3 separate regions of the Mus musculus genome follow, and regions 1 and 2 are each linked to region 3. A link is a loop called in an ENCODE intact Hi-C map of the cell type or tissue named here. Cell type or tissue: heart. All regions are shown on one strand.

What was found. Peaks named below come from ENCODE experiments on the same cell type or tissue, not always from the same donor. Only the 100,000 strongest peaks of a DNase experiment are listed, where the experiment ranks them.
Region 1: it touches region 3 in a loop (5-fold over the local background); 5 of 42 quality-filtered maps call a loop at or near these places.
Region 2: a loop joins it to region 3, with 1.9 times the contacts of the local background. A loop is called at or near these places in 2 of 42 quality-filtered maps.

The regions. Positions count from the first base shown.
Region 1 is chr8:108,693,019-108,701,018 of GRCm38, reverse strand. It overlaps Gm42043 (a long non-coding RNA gene), which reads left to right and starts at 7,409. Exons shown (of 3, transcript XR_879166.2): 1 at 7,409-7,726. It also overlaps a transcript of Zfhx3 not described here. In heart, no CTCF peak of the experiment used is centred here; DNase peaks (open chromatin) are centred at 3,138, 4,248, 4,778 and 6,958; H3K4me3 peaks cover 3,110 bases; H3K27ac peaks cover 836 bases; H3K27me3 peaks cover 5,245 bases.
Region 2 is chr8:108,643,907-108,651,906 of GRCm38, reverse strand. It overlaps a transcript of Zfhx3 not described here. Among named protein-coding and RNA genes, the nearest start is that of Gm42043, 46 kb to the left of the region's middle. In heart, no CTCF peak of the experiment used is centred here; a DNase peak (open chromatin) is centred at 4,166.
Region 3 is chr8:108,592,737-108,600,736 of GRCm38, reverse strand. It overlaps a transcript of Zfhx3 not described here. Among named protein-coding and RNA genes, the nearest start is that of Lncbate1, 12 kb to the right of the region's middle. In heart, no CTCF peak of the experiment used is centred here; DNase peaks (open chromatin) are centred at 4,836, 6,046 and 7,566; H3K27ac peaks cover 695 bases.

The DNA.
Region 1 (8,000 bases), 100 kb before region 3:
AAAATGTAAATAGCACAAGAAGTGAACTTGTAGCCTCTTTCTTATGTTTAAAAAAAAAAGGTGTGAAGAAGTCTCCCTATTTAGGAAAAAAAAATTCTGGATATAAATCTATTTCATGTTGCAATTATAGGAAAATGTCAGCTTAGTCTTGTAAATACTTATGCTAATTTTACTTAGAGAATTCATTCTATGGAGAAGTACCCATCTTGTGTGATTCAATAATGCTTAGATGATAATCCAGCATCTATATGGATTATTTTATATACAAAATGGGGGCTGCCTAAAATCCAGAATCTAAATCCTTTATTTAGCAGGAAAGAAGGCAGAAAATTTTAGACCAACCTGTTTTTTAAGGCATTTTTACTGTGGGGAGGGAAAGTGGCATGTAGGCTAAGTACTGCATTGCTATTTTTCTGCCTCTCTCTGAAATGAATGACTATAGATAACAAAGGTATATGCATAAAACGGTACATAAATATACATTTGAATGACTTCACAAGCCTTGTCATCTATGTGTGAATATCTGTGCACACAAATAGACAAGGTGTGCACAAATGCAGGTACTGTACAGAGCTATTAGGGGGCTTTTTCTCACTGGGGGATTTATGTTTCCGGGTCTGTTTGAAGCCATTTCTTTGGAAATATAACATAGCAGTGTTGTTTTAATGAAGTAGATGGAGATGCTGAATTTGTGTATGAATCTGTTCCTCCACAGTTTTCAGAATATGGAACTGCAGCTATTATTTGGTCCAAGGGGTAAATATGCAATGGGCCAATGTCAGGAGGAAAGAGATGGGGTGCTAGTATATTTCTCTTAGAAAGAGCCAAGCTTTGGGCCCTAGGAATCCCCTCAACGGGGTGACTGGGGACACAGTAAAAAGGAGGGGGGTTGAGACTCAGTGTGGAGTCAGGGGAGGTCGAAAGGATGAGTCTCTGAAGATCTCTAGCTCAAGATGTAAGAGAAGGGTTGAAGGGTGAAGAATGTTCGGTCTCTTTTTAAATGTGTATTGTTATTCTAAGTCTATTGTATGTACGTGTCGCCGTCTTTTCATTTGCCACGACAACATATGGATTCCATAAATACAGACATGCCGAAGTGCATCTGTCTGAGTAGTTAACACGATCCAAACATCCCTCCTCACTCCGCTAACTCCGCTCCTCCTTGGGCTCCCTGGCAGTGCTTGTACCGGGGATCCTGCATCCCTTAATCTCACCCTTTTGTGAGACTACCTTGTTGTGGTCTTGGCACCGGATTCAAGGTGCAAAGCTGGGAAGGCTGACTGCTAGCAGCATTTCAGCAGTCGAGTCTCTGCCAACCGACACGGGGCCTCTGAGCTAGCGGGAAGGAAAGGGTTAAGCTGCCAGAGCCCAGGGAAGGGGCTGTGCTCATCCCTGAGCGAGGTGCAGCCACCGGCAGCTGTGATTTAGGGGTCAAGTCCGAGATCACCTTTCTCCTGCCTCTGGAAATGGCAGAAGATGGGGAAGGGGGTGGGGGGAGCTAGAAACAGGAGAGAACAGCGACTAGGCGCAAGCACGAGGCATTCCATCCACCCCCCCCCTTCCTGGTCCCAGTCCACCTCTTGACCCCACCCCCCACCCCCCAGACAAACCGACAGATCCTTTTCACTCCTAGGATTGTGGGATATTCTGAGTATCCCAAGTTTCTCTTTCAGTAGCTCTGCCCCTACTCCCTGTCTACTGGAGTTCTAAGTACCAATTCTGAAAGTTTATCCTCAGTGTGGCAGCGAATATAGAAGCCAATGTGGGTCAAAACTTCCTTCTCCTTTGCAGAAGACTGGGATGCCCCTAGCAGGAAGAAGTTTGAATATAGCCCTCTCTGCCTCACACTCAAGTCATACATACACTCCTACAGTCCTGAGTGGGTGGACGCTGTGGATGGAGTCTGTCTGTTACAGGCAGCTTCTTGCTTTGTGCCTACATTTTTGGTCAATTTTTTCCCTCCCATCTCACACAGCCCCCAGAACACTTTTCATCAAAAAATATTTTTTAAGCTTGAAAGATGACCAAAAGCCAATTTCAGATTTGTTTCTAAGTCATTTCATTAGAAAAGAGCAAAATGTCAAAGTCTTCTGTGTTGGCATATGGGTAGCATGTGGAGTCTTAGCATGCAGGTCTTGTGAATTCTGGGGAAGTGTCCATAGAGCGGACGTTAGCCAAAAATGAGCTTCCCAAATCCTACCCCAGGGCGCTGGCCAGTTAAGAAACTGAAATAGCATAGTTCTTTTGGAAAGTTACAATAATAATAATAATAATAATAATAATAATAATAATAATAATAATAATAATAAATACTTTGGTGTGTGTGTGTGTGTGTGTGTGTGTGTGTGTGTGTGTGTGTGTGTGTAAAAGACCTGGCTCAGACTGACAGAAAGACCCCAATCCCTGGAGGAGAGAAGACAAATGGAAGATACAGAGGTGAGGAGATAATGGAAGTTTAAAACAAGACGATCTCCCATGCTCTTCCCCTGGGTTTCCCTTGGAGGTGAAGGCAAATCACCCTGATCCAACCTGTGCTTTCAGGGCCAAAGGCAGCACAGCTGATCCAAAGGCAGCTGAGGTCTGCCTTTTCCAGTCTGCCCCTAACCTTGCCAGAGTCTCCAGACCTCGGAAATCAAACTAAATTGGCCGCTGGAATTTAAAAGAGGTTTCAGCCCTGGAGCAAGGAGGAGGGAACAACCCCCCCCCCCTTTAACATCCCAATTCAAAAGACACCACAACCTACTCTTGGGTGTCATCCCCAGTCCAAGAATATTCTCTCTCTCTCTCTCTCTCTCTCTCTCAAGTAAAAACCTTTAAAGAATTAGTCCCAAATTTAGAGTGCCGGGTCCTTGAAACAAGAGTTCCTAGCGATAAAACCTGCCTTTATTTTCAGTACCTAGGGTATTGTGAAAAATGCAGGTTAATTAGTCGACACCAGGGGTAGCGTTGGATTCCCCAGTTCCATCCTTTGCATCGGAAATCTGAAGTCCAATCTGGGGGTGCAGGAACAGCAAGAGTCTGTGGCTCTCGCTGGGTTATGCACCACCACCACACACTGGCTTCCCTGTTGGTGACCCGGTACCAGAAGTCTGCACCGCATCAAAAGCCGAAGGCGGGCGCGAGGAGGAGACAGAACTAACCTCATCACAACTCAACAAAGTGAACAACTACAGGACAGACACCCTTGGTTGGACAACGTGCGCTTTAGGGAGTCTCAGGAGCACATAACTTGGGGAATGATGCCTGCCGGCTACAGCCTAAAGAAAAGGAAGCCCTGAGAAGAGCGGGCGGGGGTGTGGTGGTGTGGGAGTCTAAGGAGCAGAGCTGTGAGCGTGCTCCACCAGGGCTGGCCTGGGGAGAGAATGCCCACAGTGGCACGTGCATTGTTGACAGGCAGGCATGTGCTAATGGAGGGGTAGGTGGCTGAGCAATCCCCCCCATGCTTGCATTTCTTGCAGGCATGGTTTGTTTAATGATGAGGGAATTGAATGCCTCGCACACACACACACTTTTTTCTTTTGCTGAGAAATGTAAAAAAGGAACCTATATCATATATATGTTCAGAAAAAAGTATGCATTTTTCCTTGAGAAATACCTAGTGCCATAATATTTCTGATTTAAGGGGCGAGGGAAATCTTTGAAGTGAAGGAAATCAGTGGGGGACGAACTAGCTCTTCCTGATTTTTTTTTTTTTTTTTTGTACTTCTCAAAGCCAGTAATGGGATTTAAAATGAGAGATTTCCAGTCTTCGTCCTCCCTGCCATTCCATTTCACTGTTTTTCGCCTCAGAAAACCTCCGAGGTAACCGACTACACGTCTAAGGGGGTGGATTAAAGTAAAACAAGGTTTGGGGAACACATCAACTTTTTGTTTTCTCAAATGAAGTTGGAAAAAATTTTTCTAAGGACAATTTAAGCAACAAAGGACATTGAACAGATATGCTTTCTAAAGAAAAATAAATCCGATTCGTTTGTTTCTCCTTCTTAAGACTAGAGAGAAAGGTGAATCTGATCTTGGAGCGTGCGTAAGGCACGAAATCTGGGGCCCGCCTTTGGATGGGGAAAATGGGCAGAGGCAAGGCACCCCGCGAGGTCCCTGGAGAGGTCCAGGGCGCAACAGGCTTAGAGCACCAGGGATTTGACTCCAGCTAGCCACATTCTCCTTTGGGCGGCCTTCAGGCTCGGCATAGGGCAGGGAACTGACCCCCTGTGTGCTTCGGGCGCGCCCTTAAAACCACAGCCGCTTGCCAGTTAGATTGTAGAGCTCAGTGGGTAGTAGTGACATTCGACGTCAGTTTCTCGTGGCCAGAATAGGACGCACCGATTTTTGTATCTGCCTTACTATTCCCCCCACCTGGGGGCTGGACTTTGTAAAGACCAGTCACCTCCCTAAATCCCTCCATTCTGCTCTCCCAAACCATAACCTCCAAGAATCCCGACATTTCCCCAAGATGCAGATTCCGGTTCTCCGAGCTAGTGCGCGCATCCCTAGTATCTAGCACGCCTGATATTTCGGGGCCCTTTTCTTCCCTCTGGCTTGGGATGCCGAGAGGAAGCCAGGAGGCTCTGGCTCCTGAAGACACCAATTGAACCGCTTAGGCCAGTGAATAGCCGCAGCCAAGAAACCCAAGTGCCTCTTGCAGGTGCGCGCCTGGCACGTTCCTGGGGCCCCTCGGCTGGGAGGGGAAATAGGCTAGCCCCGGCGGAGCCAGCCTGTCACCGTTCTTCTGCGGGAACCTAAAAAAACCATTACGCCCAGCCCGGGCCCCAGCTGCCCAGCTGGAAAGCAGAGGGCGCGGCCGCAGGCACACCCCCTGGCCCGGACAACGTTCAGGCCCAGCCCTTCCTCCCCATGGCTGCGATTCCCTAGCTGGGGCTGCCTGTTCTGTAGATTTTTTTTTTTTTTTCCTCCGCCTTTGCAGCCTGTCGAGCTTCCCAGACACTGCTAGGCCACCAACGTCCCACCCCCGCCCCTCTGGGAACAGAGGTGGGGCTGCCCAGGAAGAGGTCCCTGAACGCCAGCTGCAGAAGAACACTGGAGAGTCCCAAGTCCCAGGCTTCCCCTCCCAGCCTAGGTGTTTGGGAAGAAGCCGGGTTCTGTAGCCTTCGCGACCTCAGGGCCGAGCGGAGAATGGAGGACCTACTGGGGCGCACCGCAGACCCTCCTAACCAAAGGAGGTGGGAGTGGGTGTTTGGTTTAGCTGAAGGCCAACTTCAGGGGTGCCAGTGTCTTGCGTGCATCTCCCTCCCTCGCGCGTTTTGTCTGGGAGGGGGGAAATGAGAAAGAAAAGAAAGCGGTGGATTTGCGCCGACCCTCCTCCCGAAGTCTGGGAACGCTGCTGCAGGAAGAACCGCTCATAAAGACACTTTAGCCCCCGACACTTGAATGCTAAAGGTTAGACTTACAGTCTTCAGGGAAGGGCTTCCTGCCAACTAGGATAGCGGCGCACGCTGCCACAGGCCGTGGACCACACCATCCGTGGCCCCTCCAGGTGCGGTCAATGCGATAGGCTCCGGGTGTTTGTTTACTTCAGCGACCAGAACCGAGGTGCCGGCTCTTCCCTGCCCCCCAGCTCCAGGGAACCTCTTTTCCCGGCCTCCGCAGTTATTTGCCGGTAGCTGTCTGCGCCTACCTCATTTTGTTCTTGGTATCTGTCCCCTGCCCTTTGGGCTCCTACCAGGAGGCCCGAGATTCACAGCAGGACTCACCTTTGGGTGAGACCGTGCCTAGCCCTTTTCTTTTCTGTTTCCGGGCAGGCGGTGAACCCTAGCACAGGTGAAAGAAACAGGGGTCTACAGGAAGACAGGGCCTGCAAGGGAGTGCCAGGTGGGGCAGTTTTTAGGTGGGGGAAACTTATTAAATAGCCATGGAGAATCTATCCCAGAGATCCTAGGACCAGGGGCATCTCTTCCTCCCTTCCAACCCAATGATGCTGAAATTTGGAAGTTTAACCTTAGGAGCCAAGCAAGTGTCTATTTTCTCTATTCCTCCAGTCTGCTGCGTTTGCTGAGTACCTACTATGTGAAGTTCCCTTCCATCCCCTGTACCTGTAATTGTATTCATTTGCAATTGGAAAATGCTCTGAGTTCCATTTTCTATTCAAGAGGATGATTGCACTCAGAGAGGCTGTTACTCAAAGGCCACACAGCTTTAAAGTTGCTCAGCTTGTACTGGAAACCCACTTCTGTGGGGCTTTACACCAGCTGCCTCTTGTCAAAGCAAGACAAGCAAGGTGCCCGTCGTCGGTGGAAGAGGAAAGCTAGCAGTGCCATTTAAGGCAGAAAGACAAAACAAGCATTAGTTTCCCATGGTTCCAGGGCTGACATTCGAGGATAGGAGACAGTCACAGGCCGGCAAGGAAGATGCTCTCTGTGACAGAAGCCATAAGGAAATGCAGCAATGGCAACTCAGCCAGGATGTCTGCAAGGGTACAACCCTGATGCAATGCCCCAGACGGGCTAGCCTGAGCTGCTCCCACCTCAGGAGCAAAAGCTTCTACAGGGCCTTCTTGTTTTGCCTTTGCAAATTGTCTTAGTCTACTTGAAGCTGGGACAAGACCCTTACTTCTACACGTCATCAAGACGAACAGGAAAGGACAATCAGATGACCAACCAACCACTCATGAAAAAAATATTAGAAAATCCAGTAAGCTGAGAATTAGGTGACAGGAACACTCAAATGACAGGCAGGCTTCTTGGGCGCATGAGAGTGTGGGCTTTGCAGACCCTAGGGGAGAAAAGGGTGTGTGTGTGTGTATGTGTGTGTGTGTGTATGTGTATGTGTGTTGTGCAAGCTGCCAGCTCCTGCCTCATAGATTCCAACTAGGTCTTAGCCGCCCTTCTGCAAGGTTCTCCAGCGTTAGACCACCACACACTGGCCTCCCTTCACTGTGATTAGCTGGTTGGCTCTGACTGAAGGTTTCCCAAGTGTGGGTGTATGCCACTGGGCAGGACTGGCTGGCCTGGCCCACATGGAGGGCTGCTGAAAGGCTTGTTAAGGAAGCACTTCTGACTAGGCAATCCAATTACATAATGCTGCAAAAATAACTCAGGCCTAGGAGTTGTGTCAGAGTGACATATGTTGTTACCAGAGGAAGGGATCAAATATCTATCTTTTAACCCCCAAGGGGCTAAAAGTACATGCGTGCGTGTTAGTTCATCACTCCTCACTCGTGAGAGGAGCTAACGGGGTGAGGGTAGAGAAATGGCATCTACAAACATCTTGCCCCACCCCCACCCCCATTCCCCTGATGCAACTAAAGCCCACTTTCTGGTCACCTCCTAAGTCTAACAACAGACACACTGGATGCCCCAATTCATCTTGAAGTACAGTGCGTCCTGCTCCAAATGCGCCAGAGATGGTTGGAGAAATCAAATGGGGAGAGAAAAGGCAAGGGAAGAGGTCTTGTGTCTCCGGTGGGGGAGCAGTCTCTTCTTGTATCTACTTGGTAGATACACCCTGCTGCTCTTTTAGGACTACTGAGGCCTCCCTGTTTGTCTGGCACCATCCAGGTTACACTCAGGAACCCTCTCCAGCCCAGAAGACAGACACAGCTGATGGGCCTATTTCTCATGGGCCTTGGCCAAATTCCCACAAGGAGAGAAAACAAGATGTACTGTTCTGATCCAAAATTAATACGCACTGGAATGGCCTAAAAGAGAATTTCACCAGACATACAGAGAGAGGCCTTACTTCCAGGAATGTGAGCCCACACATCACAGCCAAGGTGAGAGCTGTCTGGATAAAACAACTTTTTTTCTTCTTTATTTGTTTTTTTTTTTTTTTTTTTTTTTTTTTTTGAGACAAGGTCTCTCTACATAGCCTTGGCCTCTCCCAGGCTGGCCTGGAACTCACAGAGATCCACCTGCTTCCGCATCCAGAGTGATGGGATTAAAGGCCCACTCCACCACTCCTGTCAGATCAAGTTTTCAGATGTGTCCTTTGAATTTGAACATGCCCTAAATTCTTACCATGCCTTGCTGGGGGAACCCATTTATATT
Region 2 (8,000 bases), 51 kb before region 3:
TAATATATAAGCACATATGATATATAAGAATAAATTAGACAACTACTAAAAAAGAAAGGAACGAAACATCTCCCCATGAGCTGCATACGCTGCAGGTAAATTCTGTAGCATGAGATTTGTGACTTGGTTATATTATGCATAGCACATGCATAATTAATTGTACATTGGATCACGAAGTAAAATTCATTTCACATTATGGGTTGAGTCCTTAAGGTCTGAAAATTAATAGTCTGGGAAGATAGGCAAAGCATAGGAGTTTTTGCTGGAAAACAAGTTTCTAGCTTTAAAACGTATGACCAAAACAAAATTTCTGGTTTTGATTATTGCTCGGTAGAGTTGTCTAGGAACACAAAAAGATGGGGGTAGGGGGAGAGGGTAAGCCTGTTACATTTCTGAGACATGTGCATTGTGGAAGAAACTCTGAGAAAGGTAACTAACATCTCAGAGCTACCTTTAGGACAACACCAAGCTCCTCTTTCTACATTAGGCATATACAATTCATAGGTTCAAGCCCTCACCCCTGGGCTGATGGTGGTGCTGGGGGTGATTAGATGAGGATCGACCCTCGCAACTGGAATAAATACTGTTGTATCGGAGGCCCGAGAGGCTTCCATTAACCCTGCTATAAAGAAAGGCACAGGGAAGAGAGAGCCATTCCCGAGTCAGGAAGCAGGCACTCGGCAGATCCGGCATCTTCTCTCGTTTGGTCTTGTTCTTGCTGGCTTCTAGACCCATGAAATAAATGCCTAGCCCTACAAGACCCAGCCTTTCATCATCCATCCCAGATGGCCACCCTCAAACTGGCACCGAAGGGAAAGGAAAGTGACCTTGTCCCCAGAGAGTACGCCTCTCTCAAATTTGTTCGTGAAGGACAAGCCAACAGAGATGACATTTCCTGGTCTATCTTGTGTGCCAGGAATTCTACTCAGTGCCAGGAGTTTTAGTGACTCCTGTTGTCTAGGATGCAGTACACGCCATTTCCTATTTCCTTCGCAGAGTTTATTATTGTTGGTGTTGCTATCTGCAGTCTGCTTTTCTTTGTTATACTAGGGATGTCAGTGCTAGACAACCTAATTTAACCACAGGTCACTGGAACATAAGGAATTATGTCTGAATTTCAAGAAGACGGTGTTCATGGAGGATGCAGCATCCATAACCTTCTGGGTTCTTTTTGTTTGAGTGGCATAAATCTTTATGTGGTCAAGGACATTTCTATTGCAGCTAAGCATGAGTGGATGCTGAGGTGGCAGAGAGGTGGCCTGCAGGTGATGTGTGGCTTGCGGCCCAGCTCACAGATCTCCTTGCCCCGTGGCTTTCGGCCCAGCGCACAGATCTCCTTGCCCCACCTTAACAGATCCAGTGTTTCCAAATGACAGCATCCTCATTCAGCCATGAACTTTGGGGTCTACTCCAACCGTGAGTCCCAAATGATTTGAGTCAGGTAACATGTTTTATGTCAACAACCACACTCCTTTCTTTAGAGATGGGTTTTGTTTCTTGGGATGGTCATGTCGGCTAGTTTTCAGGAATCTGACTTAGATGAACAGTACAGAGGCAATCCTAACTTTTGTTTTGTTTTCTTTTGTTTTGTTTTTTTGAGACAGAGTTTCTCTGTATAGCCCTGGCTGTCCTGGAACTCACTCTGTAGACCAGGCTGGCCTGGAACTCAGAAATCTGCCTGCCTCTGCCTTCCGAGTGCTGGGATTAAAGGCGTGCACCACCACTGCCCAGCAACATAGGCAAAGAAGCACAGATCCAGCGGTCGGATTGAGATATTGGATTGAGATGTTCAAGGATTCCCAGGATAGTAAGGCCGGTCAGCACCTTTCTGAAACCTAGCGAGTTAGTTTCTGATAGTGATATGTTAAAGGCATATACTTCATCTGCTTTATACTTTGTTTTACTTAAAGCAACTTCCTTATGCCAGATGATTTCTCACAGGGCCCTGATCCTAGGATACCAAGAGGGTGAATGTGTTGCTATGGGTTTCAGTCACTGCATTAGGGACTATTCTAGAAAATTCCTTTTTGTGCTTAGTGGACACCAATGCTCCGTATATATTTACAGAATATGTGGCTTTTAATTCTTTGGGACACGTAATGGCTTTTAAGCCAGACTTTTGTTTAGCGAGTCTGATACAGTTTGGACATAAAATGTTCCTTACAGGTTCATGTTTTTGAAGACTCGGTCCCTAGCTTGTAGCACTGCTGTGGGAGGTTGTGCAACCATCTGGAACTGGGTGACGTGCTGGGGGATGGAGGTCAATGGAGGTTGTGGGTGCCATAGTTCCCTCCTGCTTCTGGTCCCAACCAAGGTCTACTTCCTGATCCTCCCACATGTGAACAGGCAGCCACAGCCTCCCACTGCCCCACAGCCTCCCACTGCCCCACAGCCTCCCACTGCCCCACAGCCTCCCACTGCCCCACAGCCTCCCACTGCCCCACAGCCTCCCACTGCCATGAACTCTGCCACCCGTGCCTTCCTGCCACACGCCAAAATAGACTCTCTCACCCTTAAGTTGCCCATTGTCAGGCAGGCATCGATCACAGCCATGGGAAAAGCGACTACCACGCTATCCCTGGCTGCTTGGCCGTCATTAGCCTTCTTTTCTGTGTCATGAAAATATTCAACTGTTTAGAATTCCAAACTCTATACTGATGAGAACAGGAAATAGTAGGGCAGGGACTCCAAAGCTGCAGTTCTGAAAATGTCCTGGGGGCCAGAAATGCTAGAAGAGAGCCCTGTTCCTGCTTGTCATCTGCTAAGCCACATCCCTGCCTGGAGGCAACGCAATGCGTACATGACTGGACACCTTGTGGTTGGGCCAACTGGACTGACCAGCTTTCCCCCCTTGTCTGTGCTTTACCCCAGTTTCTAGCATAAGCCCTTAAAAAAGCTTACAGCACCTCAATGGTTCTCTCTCTCTCTCTCTCTCTCTCTCTCTCTCTCTCTCTCTCTCTCTCCTGCCTATGGATTTATAATAAACTTCTTCCTAAAATTTACCCTCTGTGGCCAGTGAACTTAATTATTTGAACCCATGAGGTGAAAACCGGAAAGGCCGCAGTTCAGGGTGCCTTTGGTGGCCTGTGAGTTTCCAGGACACTAGGTCCTCGATCTCAGGACACTCCCGTATTTCTGCATCAATATGATGTCCCAGGCCTTTATCCCTACTGGTTCTTGTCGTCTTCCTCTACTCCTCTCCGATTCCTGATCTCCAGCTTGGTACCCAGCAGCCACGTGTGGATGCTGGGGTACTTGATCAATGAGTAATGCCGGTAAGTAACTGAATTTTTCTACTTTATTTCATTTCAATTACAAATTTTAAACCAAAGCAATATAAAATATGTTTCCGTTAAACACAACTTAATTGCTTCAATAGGGACTACATTTTACTTTAACTGTTGAAAACTTGGCATTAAAATGGAGACGGGCTGCGAGTGTAAAGTACAAGCTGGGTTTCAAAGATGGTACAATAAAAAGGATGTAAGTCATCTCATTAATAATTTTATATTAATTGCACAGTGAAATGGCAGTATCTTGGACATGTTGAGTGGAATGAAATGAACCATTAAGATGATTTTTACCTGTTTGATTTTACTTTTGTAATATTCTGGAAAAAAATATATATATATATATATCCATACTCTATTTCAATGGGGCAGCACTGGGCTAGCCCACATTGAGGTGAAAAGTCTCAACCACCCACGCTAGGCACAGTGACCACCAAATAGCCTCACAAGACAACCCACTTGAATAATTAACTGACATTCATTAATCGAAATTTATTTCCTGTGTCTGTCTCTCCCACTAAGCTATAAGGGACCTGGAACATAGTAAATATTCCATAAGTACTTGTGAAATGAGTTCATGTGCTGAACTGTGCCAGCATCCCAAGCGCCTTTAAATGTGATTTCACACACACATTGTCTTTACAATAAATGTTCTTATATTTAGATTTTTCTGGCTAGGTCTCTGAGCCACCACGTGCTGTGGCCCACCTGTGGGGCTTTACAGACAGCAACCCTATGCCACATAGGTTTTCCTAACTCCTGCTCCTTGGATGGCCACCAGATCCATGCAGAGCAAAGGGTGAGTCCCAGGGGTGGAGGAAGGAGGGAGGGGGCAGGGAGAGCAGGAAGCGGCCTTCTGGTCTCTTCCCCAGTGTGAGCCGAGATGGGCTGCCAAGCCGGCAGTGCCTTGGAAGGGTGGGAAGGAGAGAGACCGGCTGACTGTGGCGAGCCGCTGGGTGGGGTTGTAATTTATAACAAGGGAGAGGCAACTCGAGAAAAGAAAGATTCTTTTAAAAACTCTGCTGAAGTCCAGTTTAAAAAAAAAATCCACTTCCTCATGCTACATTTTAAAAATTATTTTCAGTCGGATGTTCACAGAACTATTAAAATGACAGTCTCTACCCCCACCCCACCAAAAAACCAGAGGTGGCTCCTCTAGGTTTATAAAGATAGAGAATGTGAAGTTGGGGGGTGGGGGTGGGATAGAAATCCTTCCTGAAAAAAGTGTGTACTATGGAGTAGTATTAAAAGAAAAAAAAATAAGGAAATGTGGAAGTCTTCTGCAGTTCTTTTCATCAAGAAGTGGGTCAGTTTTGGCATGAGAGAAACCTCACAAAAGCTAAGGCTTGAAAAGTGCTGGAACCTCAGGAGGACTTATTCTCTTTCACTGACTTTGGAGTCTAGCCACCACGAAGAAGTCTATGCTAGCTTGCTAGGTACCAGAGACACCTGGCCTGTGTCTGCCCCTATCAGCTGGTAGACGCATTGTGACACAGTCAGGGACCCGTAGCTTCACGCAAGACACACTGTCTGCAGAGGAACCTTCCGGCTGAGCCCAGTCCCAATCACCCGGCCACAGAATGACAGGCAAAATAAGTGATTGTTTTAAGGCCCCAACCCTAGGCACGTTTTCCATTTTAAATGTAGTACTGAGTTCTGTGGAAGGGTTATTTTCTCCCCAGACTCGGGTATCGAAACTTAACCTCCAGTCTGGAGCCTTGGGGAGGTAGTGAGATCATGAAGTCTCAGCACTGCTTGGGAGATGAGGGAAGGACTTTTCTTATGAACAAGGTCTCAGGGAGCTTGTTCACTGTGGCCATGGCCTCTATGGCCTCCATGGAGGAGACAGGAAGAGGTGGGGGAAGTGTAGGGAGGACACCAGATTGGTTGGTTCTTTGATGTTCAAATTTCTGATTCCAGGGGTTTTGAGAAAATTCCCTGCTGATCGGTTACCTAGTCTGTTTGTGTGTTTGGTTGATATTTGCAAGGCTTGGGACTGAATCTAGGGTCATATGCTTTCTAGGCAAGCACAGTTTGTGTTATTTTTTTGTTACTGTTGCTTGGAATGGATTAGCATAATAAAATAACAAACTCAAAAATCATAATCTAACTGACAGGTGTGGATGTTCACATGGAACCTTTTATAACTTAACCAGAGAAGAATTCTCTCTCTCTCTCAGCACATGTTTGTGTGTTTGTGTGCAGGCTGAAGGTCAAAGGCACAGCATGGGCCACAGAGAGGTCAACTGGCTTTGTCAGTTCTGGCTTGCCCTCCCCCCACCTTCCTCTCCCACACTTCTCTTTGTGTATATGTATGTACACACAAGTAATTTCTTCTAACATTATTTGAAAATTACAACATTATTTGGGGTACATCCATGAGTGTGCACCACAGAATATGTTTGGAGGTTAGGGGAAAACTTTTAGAGGTTGGCTCTCTTCTTGTACTATGTGGGTTCAGGGAGCAAAACTTAGGTCATCAGGCTTGTGGGGGACAAATATCTTTACCAACTCTCCTAGCCAGTGTTCTGTGAAGAGACACCATGATCAACGCAATTATTATAGAGGTTTAGGCCATTATTGTCATGGCAGGCTGAAGTAGCTGAGAGTTCTACAAATGGATCCACGGGCAGCGGGAAGAGAGAGACAGAGAATCAGGCTTGAGCTCTTGACACTTCAGAGCACAACTGTTGTCACAAGGCCACACCTTCTAATCCTTTCAGGTAGCACCACTCCCTGGTGACTAAGCAATCAAATCTATGAGCCTATGGGGCCATTCTTATTCAAACCACCACACCCACTGGGCCACCTCGCTGCCCTGGAATTTTTTAATTGAATGTTTATTCTGCTTGAGCTTTGGTAGATTTGGTATCTGGTGAGGGCATCCTACCTTTTCCATAGGCAATGCCTTCCTAGGCCATCTTATCCTCCTCCTCTCCTTCCTTCCCCCTACCCTCCCCACCTCTTCAAGATAGGATCTCACTATATATCCCTGATTAGCCTAGAACTCACTATGTAGCACAGGTTGACCTTGAACTGAGAGATCTACATTGCCTTCTTATTGTATTTTCCTGTGGCAGAAGGACCAAACTGTTCTCTACTTTGTTTGTTTGTTTTGTTTTGTTTTTTTTTTTTTTTTGTTTTAAATAAGGGCACTAATCCCATTCATGAGGGCTCCACCCTTGTAACCTAATTTGTCACAAAGCTCAGGGTTCATATAGTAGCATGCAGTGGTCACAAACGTGACTGTCAGACTCCAGTAGATGTGACCCTGGCACTTGGATGGGGAGACCTTGAGCATCTTTGGTAACGTAGTACCACTTACTTTATAGGGCTGTAATGAGAACTGTGTCAGCCAGTGTGGTGTACACAGACTTGTGTGCTTTGAGCAAAGATCACCCAGGGACCACAGAGAGAGTGCAGTTCTCTGGGTCATGTTCTCACCCAAGTGTGTGAAAACTAAGCTGAGGACATGCTACGGCCAGATGCTGTGGACAGAGTGGATGGGGCAAAGAGGCTGTTGGGCAGGAGCCCTGACCTTGTACTGAGAGATCCACCCGTGACCTAATTTCTTCTTCCTGCTTGTGCCTCAATTGGCCAAATCCAACTGGAGACCACTGGACAGAGAGGCCAGCCTCTTGTGACAAAAGGCAACGCAGAGGGTGAGGGAAAGGAGATCTGGGACAAATGGGAGGTAGTCAATCCTGTAAAGCCGGCTAGGGGGATGGCTCAGTGGGTGAGAGGGCTTGCTGCCTCAACACAGGGGTCTGAGTTTGAATCCCCAACACCTATGTAAAAAGCAAGGCACGACCGCATGCATACCTGCAACGCCAACACAGGAGAATGGAGACAGGAGGATCACTGGGACTTGCCACTGCCAACTTAGTTGAAAATCAGCAAACTCCAGGTTCAGTAAGGACCTGTCTCAAGTTCAAGAGTGGAGAGTGATAGAGGAGGACACCTGACATTCCCTGTGGCTTCTGAACATGAACATTAGCATACATACATACATACACATACACACATACATACACAAATACATATGTACACATACACACATACATACACATATACATATATACACACACACACACATATATATACATATATACACAATACATATACACACATATATGCATACACACACATACATACACACACATACCCAAACATAGACACCTCACATACAGATACATACTACATACACACACATACATATATACCACACACATATACACACAAACACACACATATATACACATACACCATACATATATACACACACATACAGACACATACCACACACATATACATATATACCACATACACATACACAAACATACACAGCACACACATACATACAGACACACACCACACACACATATAAACATACTACACAAATACCACACACACATACACACATACCACACATATACACAATGCACACATACCACACACACATGCACATACACATACCACACACACATAAAAATACACCTGCATGTATACACATGCCACACAATACATACATACATATATACATACACACACACACACACACACACACACACACACACACACCACAGCAGCACTTGTTAAAATTTAGCAGCAGTAGCAGCAGCAGCAACAGCAGCAGTAAAAACAATCTATGATTCTGGCTGTCAAGGGAAAACATATATATGTGAGTAGAGAGACAGCTCACCATCCTTG
Region 3 (8,000 bases):
AGCTGTGCGGATGTGTGTATATGCATTGTGTACATGCCTATGTGTATGTGTTCATCTGTGTGCAGGTGCCAGTGTGGGGGAGTTACATGTGTACGTGTGTGTATGTGATTGCCCAGGGTATTGCTCAACCTCTACCAAGCTATCATCTACCATGATGTATTTGAGATAGCATTTCTTCCTGGGACCTAAAACTCAACACAAAGGCAAGGTTGACTGGCTAGCAGGCCCCAGGAAACCACTTGTCTTCTCTACTGCCTCAGTGCTGGGATCCCAAGTGCACAGCACCAGGCCTGGCTCTTTTACGTGTTTGTTGAGGTTGGAACTCAGCTCATCAAGTTTGCATGGCAAGCACTTTACTGGCTGAGCCATCTCCTCTGTCCTATTTGGAAGGTTCTTGTTTGTTTGTTTGTTTGTTTGTTTGTTTGTTGAGAATGATGGTGGAGTATGTTGGTCATAAGACTGGTGGGGACCTGGGTCACCCCTCTCCATGAGTTTAACAAGTTTTTTTGTTTTTTGTTTTTTGTTTTTGTTTTGTTTTGTTTTGGTCAGGACAAAGCTCAGTAAAACGAAAACTAACCAAGAGTAGCAGGGATCCAGATTGAAAAGGGCATTGGACTGAATCGACTTGGATTGTGTAGTGCCTGACTTCTTTTTCGGTGTTAACTTCTAGAATGTTCCTCAGATAGGGCAAAGTCAAGGAGGGTGCTTTCTCTTTGCAAGAGTAGAGAAGGCCATTTTCAGCTGGTTTTAGGGAGGGAGGGAGGGACACCAGCATTCCTCTCTCAAATCACCAGAAACCTTCACTAACGTGGCTAGAAACTGAAAGTAAAATTATGATGATGGCATGCACTGAGGACTCAGAGTCACCCTGGAACCTTTGGAGAGAGAAGGTTTTCATGCTATCTCAGTGACATCAGAACGCAAGGGACCACCACGCTGCACAGGCAAAGACAACACAATGTCCAACTCCCTCGCCGCCAAGACTCTAGCATCTAAGCCATTCCTGAATGAGATCAGTTAACTACATTGGTTCTATCGTGAACCTCCAGTCCCTTATCTTTGGCAGACCTCCAAATGCCATATCTCTTCCTCTGCCCTTTACAGAGTATAATACCAGCTCTCAGGGCTGTTATGTGGCTAATTCTCATTTTCTTTTGCTGTCAGGCTCTCCCCATGTAGACCAGGTTAGCCATGAGCTCACAGAGATCCACCTGCCTCAGCCTCCGGTACTGAGACTAAAGGTGTGCCTCCTACTTTAAAACCCTGCTGTTGCTTTAAAGGTTAAATTTGAGAAGGTAAAAGAAATGGGCTTTGTAAGTAGATTCACATCGAGACTTACCTGGGAAACAACACTTGAGTAATAAGACTGGAAATTGTCTTAAAAATTTTTGCACGTTATTTGGTTACAGTTTCCATATGGCACAAAAAGAGGACTGGGGGAAAAAAAAAAGAACCCCTTCCACTCGGCGCCCCCCTCCCCCCAACCACATATTTAATCCATGCGCTTATGTCAAACTTAATTATGGGACTTCTGGCATAAAATAACAGTCCACATCCTCAGAGAGAAGAACTTAAGAAGTTAATATGTGCGACTGAGTGAAATTGCTCGACCCAATGTTTATGAGTAACTCAAGACCAGTGAAATGTGCCGATATTTTAACCATTTCAGGGCTCAACTTGTGCCAAGCGCCTGTGAAGTAAAGGCAAAAATAATTTTCTTTTCTTTCTCTCTCTCGAGCCACCGTGTATCATATTTCTGGAGACAGAGAGGGCTGGGTAAGGCCATTTTATGGGACTTTCATGAACAGGTTTGTGGAGAGGAAAAAAAAAATCCCCCAACAAAACCAACAAAGTCAGAACAATTATGGAACTTGTCACCATCCTGGGGAACAGGGGTCTGACCAAGGAGCGGCGACTTTAAACCATGTCTGTTCTGAGGAAAATTCTTCCAGTGCTCCTGACTAAGGACAATGGCTCTTGCTTTGGGCTTTTTGCTGAAAAAAAGCCACCCCTTACCCCCCACCCCGACCCCTTTTCTTCTTCAAACTTTTTCAGACATTTCTCTCCATTGATCTCCAGTCTAATGTGAATGGTTTTAAAATGTGGAGATCCACCCAACTCTAACAAGAGACTACACTTCCCACCGCTTGTCTTTAATGAAATAAACATTTGTTTAAACATCCCCCCCCCCCAAATTGTTCCTATTAAGTCTTGCTTCGGGGATTGAGGGATGGCTCAGTGGTCAAAAGCCTTTCCTGTACTTGCCAAGGACCTGATTGGTCTTCAGGGCTCATATGAGGTAGTATCTAACCACCTATCACTCCAGTTCCCAGGGATCCTTTGTCTCTGGGCTCTGGGACATACATGCTCATTCACACATAACACACATACCATTAAAAAAAAAAAGTCTTGTTTATGGCAGAGTTTCTCTATGTAGCACAGGCTGGCCTGGAACACACTATGTAGAATAGACAGAAGTCTGTCAGCCTCCTCGTGCTGGGATGGAAGGTGTGCACCACCACACCCAGTCTGTGTGGTGTTTCAGACCGAAGCCAGGGCTTCACACTGCCAGACAAGCATGCTCCCACCTGAGCTACATCCTGAGCCCCAGCTGACAGAGCTTCCCCCGGAGTTCCACTGTTTTCATTCACACCAGAAACCTCTGCGCTTCCGTTTGCCACATTCGGATCTCACTTCACCCCTTCTGAAGTGTCCAGTGTCTAACTGAGCGCCCGCTCTACAGACTTTCTTTGCCTCGACCTCTTTGACTTTGGGGGTGTCTCCAACACTTATGCTAAGAATGACAGGATGCGGTCACATCTCTCCATCTGCAGCACATTCAGTGACATACACGGCACAGCCTTTCCGAGCAGCCACCTCATTCTCCCTCTCACTCTTTTTAAAAAATGTGGTTTAAAATTATTTATTATTTTACTTATTTTTATGTGTATGGGTATTTAGCCTGTATGTATGACTGTGCACCATGTTCATGGATTGCCCAGAGAGACCAGAAGAGGGTGTTGGATCCTCTGGAGTAACAGATGGTTGTGGGCTGCCATGAGGATGCTGGGAAGCAAATCAGGGGCCTCTGTAAGAGCATCCAGTGCCCTTAACAACAGAGTCATTCCTTAACAACTCCAGCCCCTAAAAAACAAGGTTGTTTTTTTTTTTCCCATGTAGCCCAGGCTGACCCTAAATTTGTGACCCTCCTGCCTCTGCCTCCCTAGCACTGGATTACAGGCATCCATGACCACGACTGAACGTCTCCTGTTTCCACTTCCTCCTTACACTTCTAGGGTGTTTGTAACCTCTACTTAGCTAGTTAGTTAGCTAGTCAGCCTCCCCTTTTGTTATTTGGAAACACTCCCCCGAAAGCTCTCTGTCCCCTCCTTGCTGCTTCCCACTTTACTTATTTATTTTATAATTATTTTCAGAGCTGCTGTCCCCGTTCTACACACTGGACCCTGTCCCCAAGAAGGCTCAATGAAACTATGGTGTTGAAAATGGCAAGATGCCCATGAATGAAGCCAAAGCAGGGTCCGGAGAAGACATGCCAAGAAGAGACATCGGTTTCTCTAATATAGTCTAAGCATTTAGCACATGACACCGTGATAGTGTAATAACCCTGTGAATTTTGCTGGGCATTGGGGATGCAGATGTGGGAATCTTAGATTAGTCAAAATAGTCCTCAGGAGGCAAATGCTGTGCTCTGGGACTCTTCCTATATTCAAGCCCTGAACTGGGAGCATTGTGTATAATAAACATAAGCAAATCGTGCCTTCCTGTGTTGGCTTTGAGGCGATTATGAACATAGAGATCTGAAGGTTATGCCTGCTGACACTTCACGTTTCTTCCTTTTTTTTTTTAACCAGGTTTTTGTAAATTAACTTTTTTTCTTAAAAATTTATTTATTTTATTTATGAATACACTATAGCTGTCTTCAGACACACCAGAAGAGGGCGTCGGATCCCATTACAGATGGTTGTGAGCCACCATGTGGTGGCTGGGAATTGAACTCAGGTCCTCTGGGAGAGCAGTCGGTGACTCTTAACCGATGAGCAGTCTCTCCAGCCCCCCCCCCCCCCCACGACTCTTCAGGTTTCAAAGTGAAATATTTTGGTAGGGCATTCAAGTGCGTGAGCGTGGAGCAGAGAGCCACACTCTAGTCTCCCTTCAGGTCCCTGAGTGGAGCTGGGATTCACTAGGAGCTGGGAGACTCCCTTCCTCACTGAGATTTCAGTCAGGCCCTGTCAGTGCCATCTCTTAAACTGGTTTTTTTTTTTCTCTTCACTGCATTTGACAACTGGTATGTACGTGTTTGCTTCGAGGTTACTCCGGTGAGGTGAGTCTCTCCCCTGATGGCATCCTTTGACACTGTCGGCTTTAGAAAGCAGGGACTATATCTATATTGTGCAATACTCTATGGCCAACCCTAGCAGAGTGCTTGGCACACACTCAGGATCCTGCAACACTTACTGAATAACTGTTAACGTCATAATGTTAACTACAAACATGAAGTCAGCCTATCATTTATTTTTACTTTGGAGTCAGTTATATCACATTTTTTTTTTTTTTTTTTTGACGTCTCTTCCCCTCATGAGTTTCTCCTACGCAGTTTATTACTGAGGTATGTTTGAGATCCCCGTGGCTTCTGGGAAAAAGGGGACAAAAGCGACACTGGTTGCCTCCCAACGTTCTCCAGAACAGCTGGGGACGGGACCAGCGAAAACACAGAAGCACAGCCCGAAGTTGTCAGCTACCAGATGAATCTAGGAGGTGGGACGAGCCGGACATGGGAAGAGACGACCTCAGTTGTCTTCCTGTCCGCACTTCCTGTCTCCCCAGGAAGTGTCTGTCAGAGACTTTCAGGAAAAGGGAGTTGTCATGGGAATCTGGGCAGACTCTTCCCCTTTATGCTGTCCTGGGATAAGTGCCCTTATGGGCCCCGCACGGAAGAGGATCTGAGGTTTCATACACAACATGGAGAATTCAGATCCAACATCTGCAAAGGACTCCACTCTACTTCACATACACAGCAAGGACTCCAACCCAGAATACAGCGAAGCCTTTTCCCAGACTCATTAAAATTTAATCTGCTAAAGCCATTTTCTTGATAATCTGGGAACTCTCTCTTGACTTCGGCAAGTTATAAAGAGCCTCTAAAATAGAGGATGTTATATTTTTACACTGTCATTTTTATGTATTGAAACACACACACACACACACACACACACACACACACACACACACATTTATATATGCACCAAAATAGGACTTTTAAAGGAAAGACTCTAGCAAGCTACAACATAGAACAGAATCCAACCAGGGTATTGTAGGGTCAGGGACAGGCCAGTTGCGATTCCAGTTCTGTGTCTGTGTGGCCTTTATGTCTCAGACAGTGCTTGGTAGGCAGTAAGCGCTCAAACTGTGACCGAGTAAACCTGCGGTTGCTCTGGGTATCCGGTCTGAAGGCAGAGGAACTGGGAGTTTCACAGACAGCAGGGCTGTGAAGAAGCAGCTCGGCTAGGCAGGTACCTGATGCCTAAGTAGATGTGTGTTCCGTGTTTACTCATTCCTAACTGCTGGCAGTTCAGTGCCGGCTGTTGACAGGCCCCAAGGGACATGTTAAACAGCTCTTGACATTTGCATACGAATTGTCTGCTTGTACATTTTACTAACTCTCCTTTATGGGCTCCAGTTTCCTCAAATTCAGATTATAGCACCCCACATCTCGTACAAATATATCCACACTGGATGCTGGTCCTCAGGGTCTGATGGCCAGAATAAGGGGACTCCTCCATAGTCCCCTTATGGTCAGTCAGAACCTCCTTCAGACTCAGGCTGCCTAGGACTCACTGGTTCCCACCCCTCCTCCTCTGCCTGCTGGGTCCTTCAGGAAGAGTGAACTGGTCCATTGACCCCTAAGGAGCAAAAGGGCATGTCCGGGTTTTTCAGAGATCAGGGATTCTCTGAGTGACAGACACTGGCCCAAGGTTTGAACATAGGTTTTTGAGTCCTGCTGTCCTGCTGTGCAGAATAAGCCTTACCTCCTTACTTTTTGTCTGTGAGGGCTGGTTCGCAGTCTTCCTTCTCCCTGCCCTCCTCCTCCCTACCCTCCTTGAACGAGCACTGGGTCCATCCTCTTCCCATGTCTTGGAAGAGATCCGTCTCCTTTGACAGACTCAAGACTCCAGGCCGAACTTTCCCATGCCACCGTCCCTCAAAATAGCCCGTGTGTGCTGTATTTATAGCTGTGTGAGACTCTAATGGGCCAATTTGTTTGAATTTCCACTGCTTTTGTATTGAACTTACCCCTCACCCGTGGGTCCTCTCTTCAGGCCTTTATTGATGGGGTGTGTTAGGGTGGCAAGGGCCATGTTCAAGATGGTAGCTGTATAGAGCTCGGGGCTGCTTTGCATATTTACTGCTCTCTAAGGCGGTTTTTTTTTTCTTTCCTTTTTCCCTTTTTCTCTTTCTTTCTTTCTTTCTTACTTTTTTTTTTGGAGCAAGAGAGAGAGAGAAAGACACAGAGAAAGAGGTTTCTGTAAGTAGCCCGGACAATGAGAACAAGACCGGCTGTATGCCGAGCTCGGGACCCTGGCCAAAACACATATCATTAGCTTGGACCAGCTATAAGCAAGGAAATGAGAAACATATGTTGGAGGGAAAGGTTAGGAGTGAAGGACTATGGGTCAATGACAGTCGCCCTAAAACTTTTCCCTTGTTCTTCAGCTGTGGCCTGGCGGTGTCAAATGTCATTTGGACTGCCTTGATTTCTCATGGCGGGGCCTGCCCCGTACTTCTTCTCTCTCCTTTTTCTTTCTTCTGCCCTCTTTCCTCTCCCCGTTGCTTCTTCCTGGGACTTTTTTTGAGGTGTTGTTGTTGTTTAAAACACAATAGACAGAGAAGTGTGTGTGTGTGTGTGTGTGTGTGTGTGTGTGTGTGTGTGTGCCCACAATATTTTTCTCAGTTCTGGGAAAGTGACAACCTCATGTCCCCATGATGCTGTCTAGAACTCCTCGCTTGCTCTGAAGTCGCCCTGTCACTGTCTGCTTAGCATTTGGGCTCCATTGATTCTTTTTTAGGGAAAAAGTTGGGGGAGGCTTTTAGGGTCGTTCTCGATGTTTCTTTCTTAAATATAATTAGATGCGCCTCATTACCTCCGCCGAAGGACTTTTGTGCTTTCCGAGCTATGTCTCCTGAGATCTCTGACGGGCTGCAGCTTGTTGTATTCTCCTTGCATTTGATCATATTAGCAGTTTTTTTTTTCTTCCCTGCTCTCTTCCTCTTGACACATTTGTACTCTGTGTTTGCTCTCCCTCAGATATCTGGAGTTGATTTTGCTGGTTTGAAAAGCCACACCCGGGGCGTGTGTTTGGGGCCTCCATTGATGAAGAGTCTGCATCTGCAGACTCTTCACATTTTCCCTTAAAGTCCCCTCCTCCCCCTCTGGACACTTTGTTAACAAGGCTGTACTCTAGTGTGCTCCAGGGTCAAGACCTCTGGTTCTCTGTAAAACCCAGACAAACAACTATATCACATGAAACTCGGAGACAGTCCCTAGGGAACATGCTCTGGCTACCGTTCTGAAGCTAAACCACAGAGTCCCAGACAACACGCCAGGCACACAAGTACAGGTTTGGCCAAAGTCACAACATGGCTACCAATGTAGCCACCTGTGCCCAGAACGATGCAGCCCTGGAAGTGGGAGCACACGGCCGTCAGACATCTGAGTAGAGAGGGAAACCAAGAGGCCCCCATGATAGCTCCCCATGGTCTTCATTCCAGCAAGATTCGGGAATGGTGTTGGGGCGGGGGAGGGGGTGGGGGAGGACACTTAAAATAATTGAAGCATCCAGTCCTTGTTTATTTATTTTGCTTCCTTCTTTGGGCCTTCCTCTGAAAAGAAACTTTGCTCAGAGTTTCCAGGATGCAAAAATTCTTGAGAGTGCGAGCGTCTTCTAGACCTTCTGCAGGGTTGAGGACTGCCTTTGAGGCTA